2 separate regions of the Homo sapiens genome follow, and region 2 is linked to region 1. A link is an interaction called in ENCODE POLR2A ChIA-PET data of the cell type or tissue named here. Cell type or tissue: PC-3. All regions are shown on one strand.

Evidence for each region. ChIA-PET counts read pairs that join two places held together with the same protein. Peaks named below come from ENCODE experiments on the same cell type or tissue, not always from the same donor. Only the 100,000 strongest peaks of a DNase experiment are listed, where the experiment ranks them.
Region 2: POLR2A ChIA-PET joins it to region 1 with 6 read pairs; 8 of 35 experiments call an interaction of 5 or more read pairs at or near these places.

What each region holds. Positions count from the first base shown.
Region 1 is chr3:16,275,062-16,283,061 of GRCh38, forward strand. All of the region lies in intron 4 of OXNAD1 (oxidoreductase NAD binding domain containing 1), which reads left to right. It also overlaps the pseudogene THAP5P2. Among named protein-coding and RNA genes, the nearest start is that of OXNAD1, 14 kb to the left of the region's middle. In PC-3, no CTCF peak of the experiment used is centred here; no DNase peak of the experiment used is centred here.
Region 2 is chr3:16,453,714-16,461,713 of GRCh38, forward strand. The region is part of intron 2 of RFTN1 (raftlin, lipid raft linker 1); the gene reads right to left. It overlaps LOC124906220 (a long non-coding RNA gene), which reads left to right. Exons shown (of 2, transcript XR_007095840.1): 2 at 1-3,251. Among named protein-coding and RNA genes, the nearest start is that of RFTN1, 56 kb to the right of the region's middle. RefSeq lists an enhancer at 2,166-2,685. In PC-3, no CTCF peak of the experiment used is centred here; a DNase peak (open chromatin) is centred at 3,468; H3K27ac peaks cover 880 bases.

The DNA.
Region 1 (8,000 bases):
CATAGTGACATCCCCTGTTGTAAAACAGTTTTTTATCATCTGACATTTTCTTCAGATAGCCAGTTTTCCTGCTTTGGCTGTCTTATAAGAACTTCCAAAGACTTCAGTCTACCTATAGTTTGTTGTTTGTAGGTCAGGAAGAGTTATCTTAGAATGTAGCTTACAGACTTTCTGCCAAAAATGTTCTTTAGTTGTGTCTTGTCTGCAGTAAGAATGTTCAATTTGTGGTCAAGCGCAGTGGCTCGTGTCTGTAATCCCAGCACTTTGGGAGGCTGAAACAGGAGGATCACTTGAGACCAGGAGTTTAAGACCAGCTTGGGCAACATAGCAAGACCCAGTCTCTGCAAAAAGTTAAAATTAGCTGGACATGGCGGTGTGCTTGTAGTCCTGGCTACTCAGGAGGCTGAGGCAGGAGGATCACTTGAACCCAGGAGTTCAAGGTTACTAACGTAAGCTATTATGGTGCCACTGCACTCCAGCCTGTGTGGCAGAGCAAGACCCTGTCTCTTTAAAAAAGAAAAGAAAAGAAAAGAATCTTCCATAGTTTACATCCTTATGTAAGGAGTCTTCAATGTCTATGTCTTCCATTTCCCTGGTTTCTTTTTGGGCAGATATAAAAGAATTAACTACGGGTTTAGAAAAATGGCAATAATAGATTATTTATTTGTGTTTAATTCTTCAACTGTTTGATTAATTGTGCTAAATAAGAATGAATTATCCTGTGCTGACCTGATTTTCATGGAATATTTGTAAAATTTGGATTAGCAAGATGATTGGTAGTTATTTCAAGCACTTCTTGGGTTTCCAAAGACTGTTGAATACCTTCTGAATTTGAAATTATCAAAGTAATAGTTGTAAAATTTAGATACTCAAAAGATGTGTGAAAAGCACCTATATCCATATTTTAGTTAACTGATGTTTCCAACGTAGATTCTGGTTTCCTAGTTAATCTTGTTTAACTAGTTTAAGAGTTAACATGTATTTTGACTTGAACCTGGGAGGCAGAGGTTGCAGTGAGCCAAGATTGCGCTACTGCACTCTAGCCTGGGCAACAGAGTAAGACTCTGTCTCAAAAAGAAAAGAGTTAACAAGTATTTTGTATACTTCTTGGTTTTAGAAGCCAGTGGCTTCACCAAGGCAGATGAATCAAGTAATTGCGTGTTCAGGGAGCACATCTGTGTTAACTATATTTTTCTTTGCCTCATTTAATACAAGTGATTTTTCTGATTTGGCTTTTAGGCATACTTTTTTCTCATCTTCCAATTGTTTCTTCTGTGAATTTTTTTTTTTTTTAAGAAGGATCTTTTACTTGATTGTCTTCAGGCAGAGGAAAAAGTTGTTGGAACTGTACTTTGTTTTAAATATCAAATCCCCCGTCTGATGTCAAGAGAGTCAGGAGTGAAATGGTCACTACATAGTAACTGGTATTTACTAGAAACCCATCAATCTTGCTATTTTTTTTTTTTTTTTTTACCACTTTTCAAGTGTTTCTTTGTCATTTAGAGGAAATGGGTAAAAACTCAGCTTCTGGTCTTTGTTTTTTTTGTTCCTGGCGATTTGTAGAGTAAATCGCTGTCCTGTATAGCTGAGTTTCACTTGTATGAGGTCCTGGGAGACCCGGGGCCAGCAAAAGGTGCAAGGCGGCCCTTCTTCCATTTCAGAATTTTATAGGACAAAATTATTGGGACTTTTGGGGGTTATTTTGAGCCAAATTTAGGTAAACTACAAAGAAAGTTAATGCAAACTCTTGAGAATTTTAGTGCCCACAAGTCAGAAAATTACAGGAAAATCCAATCATGGTACTACCTTTCAGGAAATTTTTAGTTGCATCTCTTCTCCTCTTCTGTTTCTTTTTCTTTCTTTCTTTTTTTTTTTTTTTGAGACAGAGTCTCTTTCTTGTTGCACAGGCTAAAAGCGCAATGGTGCGATCTTGGCTCACTGCAACCTCTGCCTCCCGGGTTCAAGTGACTCTCCTGCCTCAGCCTCCCCAGTAGCTGGGATTACAGGCGCCTGCCACCATGCCCGGCTAACTTTTTTTTGTATTTTTAGTAGAGACGGGGTTTCACTGTGTTGGCCAGGCTTGTCTTGAACTCCTGACCTCATGATCTGCCCTCCTCGGCCTCCCAAAGTGCTGGGATTACAGGCATGAGCCACAGCTCCTGGCCCTCCTCTTCTGTTTCTAATTTCCCCTCTTCTCCCATACAGAATGAGAACTGCGAAGAGTTGGGAGGAACTGGAGAAAGCTAGATGGTATCTGGCTTTCTCAGCAGTATATGGTCATTAGGAACTTGCCCCAATCTCCAGAGGGTGCTCCTAGCCATAGAGTAGGGGCTGGACCCTGGACTCGTTGAAATGAATGGCACCTCAGGTTTGGCCATAACAGAACTGGATCAGCTTCTTATAGTCTCGTCTTCCATTCTTGCCTTTAATTTGTATAGTGAGTATACTTTACACATGTTATTTGCTCTTCAGTTCAAGTCCATGAGGTAGCCTAAGGATACGATGCCATCTGGATTTTACAAAGAGGAAGCAGGGCCTAGGACATGTCTCTCAGTGACGAAAGGAAGCTCCAGCTCAGAATTCCTAGCTAAAGGACTGTGTTGCTACTCTTGGAGTCGACAGGAAATGGAATACTCACCCAGAAATGTTCTTTTGGTTTTGGGCATGTATTTCCTCTGGAAAGTTTACTGAATGACCATTTATGATGTTTATGCTTCTTACTTGGGACTGTAACTGTAAGTAGTCTGAGATTGTGCTGATGGAGGAAACTGAACTCTGAATTGAATTACATTGGAATGTTTGTGTTCAAGTTTTATTCATTTTATTCTTAAGAATCAAAAGAATAAGCAGTCTGAGTAACCCTAGAAATGTCAAGGAGATAAAGATAGAAATACTGTAATGCAGTAAAGATTGTTCAGGCAAGACAAATTTTACTGGAGGGGGTCATTCCGTGCTTGGCCTCTACAGACTGTTGGCCTACTGAGCAATATATGCTCTGTTCATCAGTTTGTTGGGAGAGTTTGGCAGTGAAAGAATTTCTTAAATTACTAATTCATATGCATTCATTTGTTCATTTGGAAATGTGCCAGACCCTGGGCCAGATCCTGGGGTTACAGCATTGAAAATGATAGATAAGCTCCTATCCTCAGATTTTAATGGGACTCTGATCAGAAGACTTTATGCACCTAATTGATTTTGGAAATCTTTCTAATTCTTTTTCTATTGTACTAGTTTGCTTTTAGAAGCCTGTGTCTTTTCCTACAGTATCTTATGTGTATGTTGCCTTTTTGTTTACAAAGCACCAGATTATACAACAGATTGGTACTTGATTCTCACAACCATTCTGGGAGGGACATGTAGGGATTTTAATTTCTATTTCACAGATGAGGGGATTAAGAATCAAAGATTTAGGTAGGATGACCCTGCTTCCTCATTTGCCTGAAATAGTCCTGGTTTATGCCTCTCGTTCCTGGTGTAATAGCACTCACTTTCACTCTCAAAATTATTCTGTCTTGAATGATAAATTATATTGTTGTCCTAAGTTTAAAGGACTTGTTCAAGGGACAAGGACTCAGTCCTTGAACTCAGATCTTTGATAATAAAATCAGCTTTCCTTTATGTTACAGCAGAATATGACACTCTGTTTAGACGGACAAGGCTTAATTGAGCAATGTGTTACTAGGCATGAGAAACGGGGGAGATACTGATGGCAGAGTGGTTAGTTAATAAATGGCTGGGCCCCTGGGGCAGATGCCTTTGGGGATCCTACAGTTCCAGGTGCTGATTTTCCAATGCTTATAATCCGCTTGTGATCTTGATGAGGCTTGGGTTTGAATGGGATGGTCTGCTTAGCTGCAGAGTGGACTATGTCCCAAGGCTAACTTTTACAATTCTCTACTGGTCATCACCTATGCATGTCAAGGAGATTGTGGTAGAGTGGTCACTTCAATTTGAGGTAGGGGGCATCTTTTCAACATGCACTGTTTCTCAACAGTTATTCCTGTAACTTGCTTTGGTTATTAGAGCTTGATGGTCAAAGAACCTTTTAGAGATGATCCAGCCTGGGATGAGCAGTGCTTGACGCTCCTGGCTTCACACTGTCAGCAGTGACAAAGCAGAGCAGGTGGAGAGAAACCTCAGGCACTCACTGCCTGGAGGTAGTTGTAGGGGATCTGGGGGGCTGGACTGCAGCTCTTAGAAAAACTCCCAAGGAAGTATAGTCTGATGGCCCTGGCAGCTGGCCTCTGGCCCCTAGGGGTGTGTAACTAACTCTTCTGTGAGTTGAAGGCTACAAAGAAAGGGAGGCTCCTTGGGGAAAGGCCCAGTTTAGCAGCTCTGTAATCATAGTATCTAGCACAGTGCCGGAGAAAAAAAGAGTTCCCTGTTGGCTGTGTTAAATTTGAAATGGAAATTAAACAGGCTGTTGGACATGTGAGATGAGAGTTTAACTGCTAGAGATGAAAAGTTGAGGCCACGTAGAGAGTAAGGGAAGAGGACTCAGGACTCAGCCCAGGAATGTGTCAACAGTTAGAGGCCAAGCAGAAGAGCAAGAGCCAGCAAAGGAGATGGAGAAGGAGTGGCCAGCCAGATAGGAAGGAGATCAGCAGAGTGTTCTTGGAGCCAGGGGGAAAAGTATTTCAAGAAAGAGAGAGGAGCCAACTGTGCTGAATTCTGCTGAGAGGTCATCACTGGATTTACCAAAGTGGATAGTGGGTGACCAGAATGACTGGCTTTAGTACATTACTGAGGGTGAAAGCCTGATCAGATTGTGTTGAGGAGAGAATGGGAGATGAGAAAGTGGAGACAGGACCATATGTAACTCTTGAAATGTTGTAATATGAATGGGAGCAGAGAAATGGGGTGAAAGCTGGATTAAAGGAGAAGCTTGTTTTGTTTGTTGTATTTTGAAAAGCAGCAAAGACCACAAGTGCCTGGTTTTAAATCTGCTTTGCCCCTTACTGGCTCTGGGACCTCAGTTTTCTCATATGTAAAATGGGGATATAATAATATTGGCTTTCTAGAGTTGTGAAGACTGAGTGAATCAATGTATGTAAAGTGCCTGACATATGGTAAGGATGTCTATAAGTGTTTGCTGCTGTTGTTGTTGTTACATGTTACATGAGGTGGGAGATCCTAGAGCTCGTGTGTTCTGATGGGGAGGGTAGAGAGGGTGTGATGCAGGAGAGAGGATAGTTGCTGGAGGGAAGGCTTGAGAAGACGGAGAGGAGACCAGCCCAGGTGGACAGGTTAGCCTTTGGTAGGAGTAAAGTGAGTTTACTTGTCATTCTAGGGCATAGTGTTAACCAGCATAAGCCATTTAAGAAGTTAAATTGTGTGGTTGACGGAGAATTTTGTGTCTACCTTTGTTAGTAAATCACTTGAGTAAAATCTGCTTCTAGTCAGATTCCTACACATCAGATTGATACTCTGCTACCATTTAAATAATGTCTCTGGGTCTCGGTGTCTTTGTGTGTAAAATGGCATATGATTCTTGATAATGACTAAAGTTTCCTTCAATTCTGAAATTCTCTGAACCATACCTACATTTTTGTTTTAGGTCATCTCTAGTCATGGCTTTGCCTAAATTTTTAAGCCAGAAAATGAATGAACAGGAGTGAACAGGGAAAGCTAGCCAGGTTTCCAAAGAAATACCTATTTCCTGTACAGAGACTTTTGCACCAGCGGTAACATCAAAATATCCTACATAAAACCAGCTTTTTAAACAAGTGTGATGGAATTTCCTTTTAGATGCTGACTCTGCCTCAGCATTAAACATGTGTACTGGTAAAGTTGGCAAATGTGTTGTTATTTTACTGAACACTGGAAAAGCATAAATGTTGTTTTATGGAAAACTTCATTTCCTGCCATGTGTTTTAACTTAGGACATGGATAGTTGAGGTTTCAGTTGTGAATCTTTCGATCCATTAAGTATAAGAGCCAATACAAATGATAAAATAAATAGTTTCTCCACTATGTTTTGCCTATCCAACAAAAGAATAGCATATAACAGGGGCCACAATTACAGGTCCTAATTATATGAACTAGCTTTTGGAGTAAAATAAATATGTGGTCTTCAAAAAGATTTCGTTGATGTTTTTAATCCACATTGCTAGAAATCTATATAGTATACAGCATTTGTGTTAAGCAAAATAAAATAGTAACAGGGAAGCATGTCTTTAAAAATAATGAATTGTGCAGGGTATTTTATGTTCCAGATATAGATAAAACAATTTTGTCCAGTTTGTTAGGATAAATAGCAGTAGGTACATTACTGTTTGTATTTCAGGTTGAGTATCTCTAATGCAAAAATCTGAAATCTGAAATGCTCCAAAATCCAAAACGTTTTGAGTACTGACGTGACACTCAAAGGAAATGCTCATTGGAGCCTTTTGGATTTCAGATTTTCACATGAGAGATGTTCAACCTATAAGTATAATGCAAATATTCCAAAATTGAAAAAAAATTGAAATCCTAAACACTTCCGGTCCAAGCATTTCAGGTAAGGGATACTCAGCCTGTCATACCAATAATTGGTCATAGACAGCATCCAAATGAAAATATGGCTTAATAGAAAGTATAGCTTGTTTCCTTCCTCATTGAATTTTACATTTGGACATTGGAAAATGACTAATGCTTCCATTTCACATAGCCTAGCACTTGATCGTGACGCATTCTCAGGTGTCTCAGCTGAAATTCTTTTCCCTATCTAGTTTTGTTAAGGAATTCAACACATGCCAGTTAAGCTGTCAGAAATGAAATAATCTACCTCGAGGCTGTATTTTAACAGATTATTATATCGAAAGAAAAAAATGAATGTTTATAAAATAACATTTCTTTTTTTTTTTTTTTTTTTTTGAGACAGGGTCTCACTTGGCTCACTGCAGTCTTGACCTCCAGGCTCAAGTGATCCTCCCACCTCAGCCTTCCGAGTAGCTGGGACTACAAGTGTGCCACCATGCCTAGCTAATGTTTGTAATTTTTTTTTTTTTTTTTTTTTTTTGTAGAGATGTGGGGTTTTGCCACGTTGCCCAGGCTGGTCTCAAACTCCTGGGCTCAAGCTATCTGCCTGCCTTGGTCTCCCAAAATACTTCTGTAAATGTAAGAAAAGGGGAATAATGAAGTAATAGAGACCTCTGATGATTCTCATTACTTGTCTTTGTAATAAGATACTTAAAAAAGAATGTGTGGCAAACAAAGGAAAATACCAGTTCTACTAAATAAATGTCTGCTCTCCCTGAACTCTCCCATACTTTTAAACATGAATCTGGATTTTCTGTAGTGTTCTCTTCCCCTATCCACCCAGCTTAAAAAAAAAAAAAAAGTGCTCCTGCATTTCTACCAATCTTTGTTCTGAAAAACCATTTTAAGTGACTTAAAGTTCAAGTTTTTATTCATTCTGCAAATACTTACTGAGCCTTACTGTGTGTTGGGCCCTGTGCTTCATCTAGGGAGTTGACTTATACATGCTGAATATGGTCAGAAAGGCAAAAACATTATATTGGTAGAGTTGAGAGTATGAAGAGAAGAGGGAGGACCTCAGGCAGGGGGTGTTACTTGAGCAGGGCCTAGAAGGGTGAGCAGAAGGTTGGTAGAACTGAGAGAGCTTGGCACATGCTGAATGACCTAGGTAGGGTTTTGGGGAAGGGCAGGTGTTAGGTACCTTTGAGGACCAGCAGGTTGTCCAGTTTGGCCAAAAAACCACAAGCACAGTGATCCAGGAGGAGTCCCAAGTTCGTATGAGTTAAACGGGACTTTCAGCTTTTTTTTTTTTTTTTTTTTTTTCGGTGATTGAGTAGTAGAGAGCCGTTTAAGGTTTTTAAGCTGGAGAGTAACTCAGTGAGGTTGGAACATTAGGAATATTTGCCTGTTGGCTGCTTTGAGAGACACAAGAAGGAGACCAAGGTAGTAGTTCAAGTGAGAAGAAAGAAATTCTCAGCTTAGGGTGATGGCAAGTAGGCAAGGGAAAGAAAAAACATGAGCCAAATTTATGGAATTTGGCT
Region 2 (8,000 bases), 180 kb after region 1:
ACCAGAAAAATAAGAATAGTTACACAGTGGTTACAAATATCAAGCATAAACCAGACATGCTTAATTTCAGGGTATGATACAAGAAAATAAATGAAGCAAATATTTAAAGCAAATTCAACTTTCCAATTTTAATTTTAAAAGTGTTATTCAAAGACATTTATAAAGAGAGAGTGATATAATTAAGGCAAGCAAAATGCAAATAATGCAAATAATGCAAAATGCAAATAACATGTTATTGACCTTCTCCATATCCCAGGACTTCCTTCCCACAGTGCAGAAATGGAAGGCAGAAGACAAAAGTCAAAGCCAGGGGTGAACAGGACATGATGCCAGACCTCTACAAGGAGTATGAGCTCCACCAGATCTGAGCTTCCCTAGATGACAAGGCTGCCACTGTAACCAGGTCTCCTTAGTCACCTTCTGCTCTCCTAATGAGAGTCATTTCCATAGATTTTAATAGTTTCTATCACAATGATGATTTTCTAAAAACCCACTCTTATATATCTTTACAGGGTCAAAATTTAATAGGAATTGCCAAATTGCCCCACATTGGTCTTATCAATTCACAGTCCATCTATGGAGTGAGACCATGCCGTGCTGACTTCTCAGCAAAGTGGCAGCTGGTGAGCACACCTGCATCAGGATCATCTAGGGGTGGGAAGAGTGTGTTTACATTAGGAATGCAGGTCCCAGGCTATCCCCAGATCTACTAAATCAGACCTGCATTTCAATAACCAGGGCCATTGACTTGTTTGCTCACTCAAGTCTGAGGACGATTGTGTGAGAGGCTGCCTGGAGCCACGTCTGGAGAAAGACTGTGAAGCCAAGGGTGAGCTCACTGGGAAACAGTTCCCAATCAATTCATAATGCCTGCATGGTGGCAGGAATGGGGGAATTGGGTAGATGGATACATAAGACACAAATCTCTCCTTTCTCCTCTCCTCCTCATTCCCTAACTGCTTAGAGAATTCCTACTCATCCTTCACAACTCTTTCTAGAAGAGACTTCTTCAACCTATACACCAAGGCCTCCCTCCTTGTGTCAAGGCACCATCTAGCACTCACCATCACAGTTTTCTGGCGTGTCTCCCAGGGAAGGCAGGGACTTTGTCTTGTTCATTTTCTTCTCCTCACAACTAGCTTTTTGCCTAGTCCATAACTAGAATTCAATAAATCCTTAGCAAATGACTACGTGATTGAAAAAACAAAAACAAAGGATAGAGCAAATACAGAACCAGTTACTGGGAAGGACAAGACAGCAAAACCCAGCCTCCTCCTCTCCACCATGCTGTCTCCCATGAAGATCCCAGGTCTTCCAAGGGTAAGGAAAAACAGGCTGATAAATGAGGGCTGGCGGCCAGCAACCCTCCCACTGCAGCCAGGCTTTGTCTCCACGCCATAAACACCTCCTTGCTCACAAGAGTTGGACCCTGTTGGGATCAGCAAACAGCTGCAGCAACAGCAGCATATGACCTGCCCAGTTTGTTTAGGTGGCGTGTGTTTGTGAGGAGCATTTGCTCTGTGGTGTTTTTCTATAACGATTACGTGGAGAAATGATGTTATTTTCAGGGGGTGAGGAATACCAAAGAGGCTTATTTGGCAAAAGCCACAATCTGTTCACTTCTACTTTGTGTGCGTATGTGAAAATCCTCACGCTAGTAGCCAGGATTTTTCAAATCCACTGGGAAGAGACTCCAAAAACAGGTTGGGGGCAGGAAAACAAAACCCTAGGATGACAAGCATGCAAATTAACACTGAAACCAGGCAAAGGACTAGTCCTGACAGATGAAAACACTCAAGCCAGCTGTATGTAAGGATTAGGAAAATTCTAAATAGGGGAGCATTCTGCCCACAAGTTTTGTTAGGAGAGGACATTAACACCAGTCATTTATGGTCCTCAAAGCCCAGTATATTGGTGTTGGGGGTGGAGGTGTCTGCTGTGTTCAAAGGACAGTGGCACTGAAAACTCAGGACTCAGAGACACTCTCTTCTTAACTCCTCAAGCTCTCAGATAACCAACTAGTAGAGTCAAAATAATCTAATCATGGACTATTAATGCACATGGCAAAAACTCAACGGATATCCTAGTCAACATAATTCTACATCGGCTGTTCTGTCAAGATGATAATGAAACATCAGACAATCTGTGAGAACATGATGCCAAGAAGAAATACAAATTGGGCTCCTCCATTCCTCATGGAAATTAGAAGATTCTAAACTAATCAATTAGTTTCACATCCCCCGACACCTCCCTCCCACCGCCCCCACCCCCGTCTCTGCATTATCATTCCACTTCATGAAATTTCCTGGGAATCCACTTACTATTCTGTGATCAAGGACAGCAAATGAAAATCAAGTTCTCTGCAGAACATGAGCGAAACTTTACATTGTAATGTAAAATGAGCTGATTAAGGGCACTTAATCCAAGAACAGCTAATTCTTAAGACCTCGAAGCAGAGTGGATGAAATGTCAGGAAGGAGGAATGCAGCCGGGTTCTAATCACACAGAAAAATGGATTCCGGCACTCGACAGGCTGCCTTATTAACAATTACAGTAACCAGGGCTGTTCTTTTCAAAAGAATGCCTAGCAAGTTAGAATAAAGACCCCATCTTCGGAGATCTGTGGTAGAAAGTATACCCCTCTTTTTAGAAAATAAGGTACTCCAGCCTCTGGGAGCATCCTAAAAGATGAGAGGAAACTCAAGGAGAATGGTTTATCTTTCTGAATGGTTTATCTTTCTAATTTCATCTCATTCAACTTCTTACACATTGGAAGGTGATTGTAAACTCAGGTATGTTAGGAATAAGTTTATTATTAAAAAGTAATAAACACCCTCCGCTGACCAAACTCTTAGAAAAGGATTACAGAACCACTTTTCACTTTGAAAAATTCTTGAGGACCCCCCTAAGAACTTTTGTTTATGTGGGTTACATCTATCTATATTCTTCACGTTAGAACATTTAAAACTAAGACATTTTAAAAATAAGAATATCCAAGCACATATTAATTAGTGATGATACCATCATGGGTCGTGTAGCCACAGGAAAACTCCATTGCACGCTTGTCAAAGAATAAGAGTGGAAAAGGCGAACAAAGGTCTTAGTATCATTTTGAAAATAGTTGGGACCTTAAGAACTCCCAGGGGTCCCCAGACCACTCTGAGAACCACTGACCTAGAGTCATGTCTGGTTGACATAGAAATGTGTTAGAGTTATAGAGAGGTCAACTCTTTCAAGAACCACTTCTGTCATAAAAACAAACACTCTGTGTATTATGTGTCAATAAAAAGTTTTTTTTTTAAATGACAGATGCCATTGCTATAAGAACTTTAATAAGTATATGTGAAACTTTCTGGTAGCTGGCAGGAAAACAGGCTCTTTAATCTTTTACAGTTCACCACATTTGTTTTACAGCCTCTGCAAGTACAGATGACTAACTGCTTCTACGCAGAGCTGTGCAGCGTTTCTACCAAAGGCCAGGCCTGTCTGGGTAAATCCATTCCCTTCAGTAAACATTGCAGGGAGGCAAGTCTTCTTAAGAAGCAGTTTAACTCAGTGGTTAAGAGCCCAGGCTCTGGATTTAGACTTCCTGGGTTCAAATCCTGGCTTGGCCTCTTGCCAAGTGACCTTGCATGAGTTCTTAATCTTCCTCCAAGTATAAAAAGGAAGAATAACAATATTTAACTGGTAGGATCTTCATAGGAATCCTATGAAGGGTTACATTTCTAGAACATAGTAGTACTCAATAAATGCCGGTTATCATTATACCTTCTTTTACGATATACAAGGCATCCCAAAAGTCTCAATACAGTTTTATGCTGAAATTTCAGAAATATAAGCATTACAAACTTACCTCAAATACCACTTATTTAGTTCTGTAAATTTTAAGTAATAAAATTTTAGTTTTTTGTTTCGGTGCCTCTGATTGAAAGTGGCAAGTGCTGCCTGAAACAAAAATTACATTACTAATTTCACAGTGGAGCAGGGAATAAGTATACACACAACTATTAGACAAAGGAGACTTTTTACCATTAAGACTTAATTCGATAGACATGGCTGTGGTCTGAATGTGTCTCCCCCAAATTTATGTGTTGGAAACTTAATCCTCAACGCAGCAGTGAAGGGAGGTGAGTCCTTTTGAGAGGTGCTTAGGTCATGAGGGCTCAGCCCTTATGAGTGGATTAATATCATTATAAAAGGGTTTCACAGACAGAGTTTGGTCCTTTTTGCCTTCTGCCTTCCACCATGTGAGGACACAGCATTCCACCCCTCTGGAGGATGCAAAAACAAGTCACTATCTTGGAAGTGGAGATCAGCCCTCACCAGACACCAAACCTGCCAGCAAGTTGATCTTGGACTTCCCAGCCTCCAGAACTGTGAGCAAAAAAAAATCTTTGTTCTTTATAAACTACCCAGTCTTGGGTATTTCGTTTCAACAACACAAAATAGACTAAGACAGACATTCTTTGAGCACCTACTATGTGCCATGCTTGTGTTAGGTACCAGGAAGATAAAAGGAAACAAGATGAGATGATTAGACAATAGAGGTGTACAAAGCCAGCAGGGGCAAGCATGGAAATAGATTGCTGCAGCATGTTCTGCTGTATTATTCAGGTCCAGGTATGCTCGGGGTGCTGGAGTTTCAGGTAGTGGGGTGCTATGCCCAGGATACAGCAGAAAGGAAAAGGAAAAGTGTTTCTCTCACTGACATTTGGAAGACATTTTCCCTCCTCATGATGTGAATTTTTCCTTTCACTTGTCATTAATTCTGTTCATCTGCAAGAAGCCCATCTATCTATAGCTTTCCTTTTGCAGTAGCTTTTCAATAGTGGATCTTTATTGAGCTTTTCCATCTTTGTAAATCGTAAATTGTCCTTTCAACATGCATAATGACAAGCATTTCGACCCACACACTCTATTTACATATCATAGCAAACAGCCTCTTATTTAGATGTCAAATTCCAGCAACTAAAAACTCAGATCCACAAAACAGCAAGAAGCCAAATAATTCTCAAAACCATAATGCTTTCCATAAACTTCAGTTCCCTTTGGGCAGTCCTTCAGGCCATATAGCTGTTCTTTTTAAATACACATTTATAATGAATCTGTCCATCTGTTTTTCTAGCAGATTAGAAGTACAAAAATCAGGGGAGTCATCTGAAAACATGGTGCTTAGCTTCACGAATTCCCTAAAAGTTACAACCCAGGGCTACTGGGTTTTCCTTTCTTTTCTTTTCCTTGAGACAGCGTCTCACTCTGTCACCAGGTTGGAGAGCAGTGATGCCATCACAGGTCACTGCAGCCTCGACCTCCCAGACTCAGGTGATTCTCCCACCTCAGCCTCCCGAGTAGCTGGGACCACAGGTGTGCACCATGCCCAGCTAATTTTTTGTATTTTTTGTAGAGATGAGGTTTCGCTGTTGCTCAGGCTAGTCTTGAACCCCTGGGCTCAAGCAATCCACTCGCCTTAGCCTCCCAAAGTGCTGGAATTACAGGTATGAGCCACTGTGCCTGGCCACTACTGTGTTTTCTGAAGGAAATTAGTTTTAACAGAACCAGAAAGGACTAAGTAATATCCACAATGTGTAACAGACACCTAAACTCTTACATGAAGAGTTATGTGCCCTAGTAGAAAACTATTTTTCATTTTCTCATATCTCAAAAGATTGAAAATTACAAATCCTAGCACTTTGGGAGGCTGAAGCGGGAGTCTCTACTTTAAAAATTTAAAAATGAGCCAGGAATAGCAGCGTGTGCCTTTATCCCAGCTACTTGGAGACTAAGGTGGGGCACTGCTTAAGCTCAGGAGTTCAAGGCTACAGTGAGCTGTGATCGTGCCACTGCACTCAGCCTGGGTGACAGAGTGAGACCCTGTGTTTCTAAAATAATAATAATAATAAGTAAATAAATGAAAATTACAAATAAAACTCAACTCTACATTCAAAATTTTCTTAAAATTTTTCTTAAAAATTCTAGTCCATGTGCAGAATTCACTTGCTTAAATAAGCCATCACTTATATCTAGTCAATATCATCATGTTATAGAAAAAAGTTGAAAAAGGAACATATTATAGAATTATTGGCCATTGTTGTTTATTTAAATGCTAGAAAAAAAATAAGATTTATATACAATAAGTTTTGAGAGAAGTTTATCATTTTTTGGTTCCTATAACTTTTAGTTATTTGACATTTGCAAACTAAACTGGAAAACTAAGAAAATTAAATGTGATTTTTTTCTTCTCAGATAACTGAAGCCAAGACATTTTTGAGAACATGAATTTTCCATATGATTGACTTATTTCAATGCTTTGAGTGGGCATAGCTTTATTCTAAATTTTTATGAATTTTAGAGTTGATTCAGAAATTACAATGTGAATATTATATAAAATCAGATAATAATGTAGTATGTAAAATATGCATGGTGGAAGGAGTAAACTGTGTAGATTATTCTGGCCCTGCAAAACACAGAAGTGTCTCAATTTCTCTTTTTCCACCGTGATTTTTATCTATTGTGTTATTTTGATATTTGTACATTTACTGGGATCTGGCAGGATGAGTTGCACATGGGTAGCATTTATATTAACTAAATTTGGTTTTCATTTTAGAAACAAATTCCTCCTTTCTTCTTTTTTTCTGCTGCCAAAGCCCAATAGGCTTATAAATAAATACACAGCCCACAGGAAAGACTTGAGGAGGTTCAGGTAGACATTTCATTTGAATTTCCGGAGCCTGGTTTTATCTTAACAGCCCTCATACTCCTTGGACCACACCTGGGCAAGCAAAGTGAAGTGGGAAATAAAATAGTTGGATCAATGACGTCAACAACCAACGCCGCTGTCCAAAACCAAAACCTCACATTTCAAGCAGAGGCTGGGTGGGGAATATATATTTTTTTAACCTAAATCTTCTTCTCATTTTCTCCTTTTTTGGTGAGGGTAGAAATATCATGTAAGAGGCCTGTTATACAGATAACTAACGCAAGAGACACGTGAGCAGACGTCACTTGAGCCTCATTTTCCATGCCAAAATTCAGGATTTAAGGTCTAAAACCATAGAGAATATTTTAGAGCTAGATGGTTCCAGAAAATCTGAGACATGTGGCCACCACAGCTGTGAAGTGGCCCACTCTCTCCCACCTACCCACCCCAGAATTTCTTACCCTTCATAAGGCAGCCCCTACTCGAGGCTGGCCAGACTTCTTCAACAAATGACAGACAAAGCAGGTTTGGTCCCAATGTAAAATGAAGTCTCAGAACCCACGGCTCAGCCATTTTGGAGAGTGAGATGAGGAGGCCACGCCACAGAGGCCCTCGGGCAGCACAGCTGCCATGACAATATGGGCCAGTGCCAGGAATAGGAAGGATCAAGTTAAATGTTTGTGATCCAATAACAAAACCACAACATGGGCCCCATTAAGCAAGGTTTAGGTAGAAGCTAATGAACTGAATCTAATTTTCTTTTGACCATCTTTGACAAGGAATAAGCTCTGCTATAATGAGTTTCTTAGGCAATTCAAATATAGACATTACAGTGGGGCTCAATAAAAAAAAACAACTCTCACAAAGGAGCTGATCTCCTCAAATAGACTCTAAGGTGGTTTAACTGGGAAGCATATATATATTTCTTTAAAACTCTTCCGTGAATAATCAGGAATAATTATCCATTTTAAAATACTTTTTATATTTCCATTTTTAATTAAAAATATATACACATACACGTACATAAATACATACACATAAATGTATGAATTTTCCACCAGGAAACCCACACTAAATACCTAGGGTTTTTCTGTACTAATTGAACACACTATCACACTATAACCCAAAGGCCTGGCCACAGACAATAGCAGATGCTTCAAGAGAAAGAATAGGGCCCTTTCAGCCAATTATACAATTACACGATATGACCATGTTTACATTATCAAAGGGAGGCAGACCAAATTACCTAGCTACTTCAAATTAATAACCCCATTTACCTCAATTATCTGGCAGGCAGGGTCTA